Regions from separate parts of the Homo sapiens genome. Here region 2 is linked to region 1. The links are chromatin loops, found by intact Hi-C in ENCODE. Cell type or tissue: IMR-90. All regions are shown on one strand. Links, peaks and the distances in the headings refer to the core of each region. The heading gives the core; the rest is flanking DNA.

What was found. Hi-C counts contacts between places; a loop is a spot of excess contacts. Peaks named below come from ENCODE experiments on the same cell type or tissue, not always from the same donor. Only the 100,000 strongest peaks of a DNase experiment are listed, where the experiment ranks them.
Region 2: it touches region 1 in a loop (5-fold over the local background); 1 of 110 quality-filtered maps calls a loop at or near these places.

What each region holds. Positions count from the first base shown.
Region 1 is chr12:67,670,021-67,672,941 of GRCh38, forward strand. It overlaps LOC105369816 (a long non-coding RNA gene), which reads left to right and starts at 900. Exons shown (of 3, transcript XR_945052.3): 1 at 900-2,921. In IMR-90, for the core only: no CTCF peak of the experiment used is centred there; a DNase peak (open chromatin) is centred at 1,621.
Region 2 is chr12:67,741,568-67,744,488 of GRCh38, forward strand. No RefSeq gene overlaps it. Among named protein-coding and RNA genes, the nearest start is that of LINC02421, 14 kb to the left of the region's middle. In IMR-90, for the core only: no CTCF peak of the experiment used is centred there; no DNase peak of the experiment used is centred there.

The sequences.
Region 1 (2,921 bases), core at 155-2,654:
TGCATTCCAGCCACATCTGTTTTCTGTGTGTTTCCTGAATGTCTGTCTCATTCCTGCCTCAGGACATTAGTACTTCCTGCTCCCTCTGCTGAAACCCCTCTGCGCTCTCTCCTTGTGTGGTTGGTGTCTTACTGTTTATCACTTAGATCTGACACTATCTGCTTAGATAGTACTTCCTTGGCCACTCTACCAGTGCCCATTTCCCCCACCCCTAGTCCTTCTCTGTCACGTTACCCTGTTTATTTTTTTTTTAAGTGTCTTACAAAAGACACTGATCAGTGTCTGGAAAAACCTTATTTATCTGTTTAATGATTGTTTATTGTCTGTCTCCCTCAATAAGTGTAAGTTACATTATGCTAGTTCTTGTTACCTCTGTATTTCCTATTGCCTTAAACAGCACTGGCATGCAGTAGGCATTCCACAACTGTTTGTTATTGAATATAAAGGCTTATGTGTGTTGGAGGAAGTAAAGAAGAAGCCAGTGGAGAGGGAGAAATTAGAAATGTTATATGCCAGGAAGGCAAATAGGTATCATTTCTAGTGCCAACCTTGAATGCTTGGTAGTGGCTGCCTAGAACCCTGCCTTAGGATTATGCAGTTTCCTCAGGGTTCAGCAGAAAACAACGCTATAATTGATTAACAATGTCTTATTGCTAATTAGCAAATTCCATAGGCATAGGAAGGGGCAGTTTAGTGGTTGAATAATAGACTTCTATTTCAGTGTGCATTGCTTCAATTCTTGTCTTGACACATGGACATTGTTTTCAGGATATGGCTGAGACTAGATCTCAGTTAATGTATAGGTTGTTGGGTTTTTCCTTTACAAACCTGTATAATATGAAGAGCACAGATGCTTTTGTATCTTCTTCTTCTTCTTCTTCTTCTTCTTCTTCTTCTTCCTATTATTATTATTATTATTATTATTATTATTATTATTGAGATGGAGTCTCGCTCTGTCACCCATTCTGGAGTGCAGTGGCAAGACCTCGGCTCACTGCAACCTCCACCTCCCGAGTTTAAGCGATTCTCCTGGCTCAACCTCCCAAGTAGCTTGGACTATAAGCATGTGGCAACATGTCCGGCTGATTTTTGTACTTTTAGTAGAGACGGAGTTTCACCATGTTGGCAAGGCTGGTCTCAAACTCTTGACCTCAAGTGATCCGCCTGCCTCAGCCTCCCAAAGTACTGGGATTATAGGCATGAGCTGTCACACTCGGCCATAGTATAATTTACTAATTTGTTCTTTAATGTGATATTTGTCCATATGTGTGTATGCCTTCAGTGGTATGGGAAAAGGACAGCAAGTATTTCTTAATCATCTTAGTCTCCTTTCTTTTATACTTTCAGTGCTTGATCTTTTGGGTGATATCAGAATGGTAGCTACTTCTGGGTAAACATCATTAACAAGCCCTCTGGCCAGCAGTAAGAGGTGGCCTCCCTGGGATGACAAGGTAGAAGGGAGCTGCAGTTGAGTTGTTTTCCTATTTCAGATACTCCCTATCTCCTTTTAGGTTTGGAATCTGCAAGTCTCTTACCCTCTAGGCTAATTATTTCCTTTTGAGAGCAGTGAGGCCTTTTATCAAGATGGCTACATTCTTGTGTGTCCTGACGCACAAATGATGAGTAATGGGCTGATTAGCCCAGTGACCTTCATGAATGATAAAAAGGGAACATAAAGATGAGAGGTTTTTCCCACTCTGGGAATCAGCTTCTCTCTGGACTTTTTTCAAGACATGCTCCCTTACAATAAATAGTACATTGCGCTTATTTCTTGTCTGATCCATGCATCCTGATATTTTGAAATGAGAATTTTAAAACCAAGGATGGAGTACTTGACTCCCAGGCCCCTGACCAGGATCTGCTTAGCACACACTATTTAATAGTGTTCAGATTAACTTCTGGGCACCTGCGAGCCACCACAGTGCTGCTATTTTGATAATCCCATGGTTTAGAGGCCCTGACACCATGGCCACTTCCACCTTTTACTCTGATTAAGCGCTCATGTTGCTATTCTGTGAACCAGTGCCAGAGAGGAAGGTTGGCTCTCTGTTTGGAAGTGGCCCAAGCTTCTATTATAACCACTTTGGGAAAAAAGGCAAAAGAGCAGCTGTCCTACACAGTGTCTTTCTCCTCCTCCTGCTCACCCAGTCTGAGCTCAGACTTACCATGATTCCCTCATTTGACCTCGAGCATATCACCATCAGGGGTTTGCAATTCAAAGTACAGCATCACAGCAGACAGAACAATGGCTTGGCCAAAGATGTCCATGTCCTTATCCTCAGAATATGTGAACAGGTTAGGTTGCATGATGTTTTGACTGCATTGTGTTTTCCCAGAACTCATATGTTGAAGCCTAACCCCCAATGTGTCTGTATTTGGAGATAGGGCCTTTAGGGAAGTAATTAAGGTTAAATGAGGTTGTAAGGATGCTGTTTGTATTAGTCCATTTTCACACTGCTGATAAAGACATACCCAAGACTGGGAAGAAAAGAGGTTTAATGGACTTACAGATGCACATGGCTGGGGAGGCCTCGCAATCATGGAGGAAGGCAAGGAGTAGCAAGTCACATCTTATGTGGATGGCAGCAGGCAGACAGAGGGAGCTTGTGCAGGGAACTCCTCTTTTTAAAACCATCAGATCTCATGAGGCTTATTCACTGTCACGAGAACAGCATGAGAAAGACTTGCCCCCATGATTCAACTACCTCCCACCACATCCCTCCCACAACTCATGGGAATTCAAGATGAGATTTAGGTGGAGACACAGCCAAACCATATCATCCCACTCCTGACCCCTCCCAAATTTCATGTCCTCACACTTCAAAACAATCATGCCTTCCCAACAGTCCCCCAAAGCCTTAACTCATTTCAGCATTAACTCAAAAGTCAACAGTCCAAAGTCTTATCTGAGACAAGTCAAG
Region 2 (2,921 bases), core at 148-2,647, 72 kb after region 1:
CACCCATATACCACTGGAAACGGATAGGATGTGTTATCCCTCAGGACTGTATGTTTTCTTTAAAAATTCTTATTGTTTCATTAATTCAACAAATATGTATTCGTCAATGACCATATGTAGGACTGAGTTAGGAACTGTAGGAAACACAAGGGAATCGGTTATGGACGCCTTTCTTCAATAGCTTAGAGCAGAGGTCCCCAATCCCTGGGCTGTGGATGGGTGCAGGTCTGTGGCCTGTTAGGGACTGGGGCTCACAGCAGGCGGTGAGCAGTGGGCAAGCAAGCAAAGCTTCATCTGTATTTACAGCTGCTCCCCATGGTTCGCATTACTGCCTGAGCTCTGCCTCCCATCAGATCAGCGGTGGCACTAGATTTTCATAGAAGCACGAACCCTATTGTAAACTGTGCGTGCGGGGGTTCTAGATTGCACACTCCTTATGATAATCTAGCACCTGATGATCTGCCACTGTCTCCCATCACCCACCAGATGGGACCGTCTAGTTGCAGAAAAACAAGCTCAGGGGTCTCACTGACTCTACATTGCGGTGAGTTGTATAATTATTTCATTATATATTACACTATAATAATAATAGAAATAAAGTGCACAACAAATGTAATGCACTTGAATCATCCTGAAACCATCCCCCGCTTCCTGGTCTGTGGAAAAATTGTCTTTGATGAAACTGGTCCCTGGTGCCAAAACGTTGGGGCCTGCTGACCTAGAGTCTGGTCCAGGGTTTCTCAACCTCACACTGTTGTCATTTCTTTGTTGTGGGGGGTTTCTGTGCATTGTAGGATCTTTAGCAGCTACCCTCGCCTCTACCTACCGGCTGCCAGTAGTACCCCCCGTCTTGAGTTGTAGCAACCAAAACCATCTTCAGACCTTACTAAATATTCCCTGGGGGACAAAATTGTCTCCATTTGACAACCACTGGTCTTTTACAAATGATAAAACATATGCACACTTAACACAAAGATAGCAAATGATGACTGACAGGAAAGAAATACAGATAAACAAACGCTGTAGACATTCACAGGAGGCAATAATCACTTTCAGCTGAAGGCTTGCTGGGCAAGGAAGTGTTTACATTAGGCCTTGAGGAATTCCCAGGATTTAGAAATACAATTAAGAGGGCATTCCAGATGGAGGAAACAGCAGATACCAAGGAATTGAGGTACAGATGGAGTAGTTAGGAGTTTTGTTGGAAATCACATCAGATTGGCTATTGGGGCAGATCCTGGAGGATCAGATCCTCTGATTAAGGAGGGCATATTCTGCAGTGATGGGGACACAGCACAGTGCCTTAGTTCTGACTGGGACAATCCCCTATGGGTAAACTGTAGGTAAGATGTATTGGAGGTGAAATTAGGATGTTGAGAGCTGGATGGCAGGGTTGCCATGGACAGCAGATTACCAAGAGAGTCTAAGGAGACATTGTGAGTGTCAAGACTAGGAGAATATGGACCTTAGAAACATTTCAAAGTAAACTCAAAAAGACTAGGAGTAAAAATGAAAGAGGAATCAAATACGACCTAGCTGTTTGAAGCTTGGAGGTTATTATTAATAGAAATGGAAACTGTTGGAGAAAAGGAAAGTTAAGATTAGAGGGAGATAAATTCACTTGGGTCATGCTCAATTTGAGATGCCAGCAGGATACAGTGGTGAATATATCGAGGGCATTGGAAAACCCATTTCTGAGGTTTGGGAGGGAGATCAGAGCAAGGGGAAGATTTTGGAACAATAGGCTCTCATGGCTGTTTCCTCCTCTCTCTGTCACTATTTCTTACTTTATTTTTCTAGCTCTTCTTTCTTTTCCTTCCTCTGAATCTGTTGTTACTTGTTACTTCTCTTTCTCTATTATTCTTTGAATAATAGTAAGAAGAAGAAGAATAACAGCTGTCATTAGGTAAGCAACTGTTACATTGCAGGCAAGGAACGGTGTTTCCTGATGTCTTTGTCCTTCCTCCCACCAGTGTGTTCCTTCAGCTCACCTCCAGCCAGCACATCAGCCTCTTTTATTCCTAGAAAATACCTTACTTGTATTGCTAGTCTCATTTAACCTCTTTATAACTATCAGGTAAGGTCAAACTTATTATTTCCATTTTCAGATAAGAAAATAAAGGCCCAAATATATTAGATTAGTTCCCATGGACCTGACTGGTAGGTGACACAGATGATATTCACACACTGATCACACACTGAGATTATTCTCTTTCCACTAGAACAGGTATGGGTAAATTACTGCCTGTGGGCCAAATCAGACCCCCTCACCTGCTTTTCTATAGCCTATGAGCTAATAATGGTTTTTACAGAAAAGAATCAAAGAATAAATGATAATGTTTTGTGACATGGGAAAATTATATGAAATTCAAATTTGTGTCCATTAAAGAAGTTTTACTGGGACACAGTCACACTCATTTGTTTGTGTATTGGCTGTGGCTGCTCTTGCCTTACAATGGCAGGACTGACTAGATGTGACAGAAATTCTATGTCTCACAAAACCAAAAATATTTACTCTCTGGTCCTTTGCAGAAAGTTTGCCATTCCCTGCTGTGTGCTCCTTCTGGGCAAGTCATTGAATCTATGGATTCAACTATTGCCTCTGTGCACGAACTCTCATGCTGGAATGAAACAGAAGAAAGAGGAGAAATGGCACCCTCCCCCACACCAAGTTATAATAGTCCCACCAATAAAATCCCAACAACGCAGACAGGGAACACATTACACCTGTCAAAAAAGTGGCAGAATCTGAAGCATGGTAGTCAGTGGAACCGGCCACAGTCATTGTGACACACAATTTATCAGTGTGTCTTTTTCTTTTCCTGAGGTAGTAAAAACATCATATATATTTTTCAAGATGCAAAATAAAAACCTATAAAATCTATGATGACTGAGAAAAGAAAATAAATCTTATTTCAATA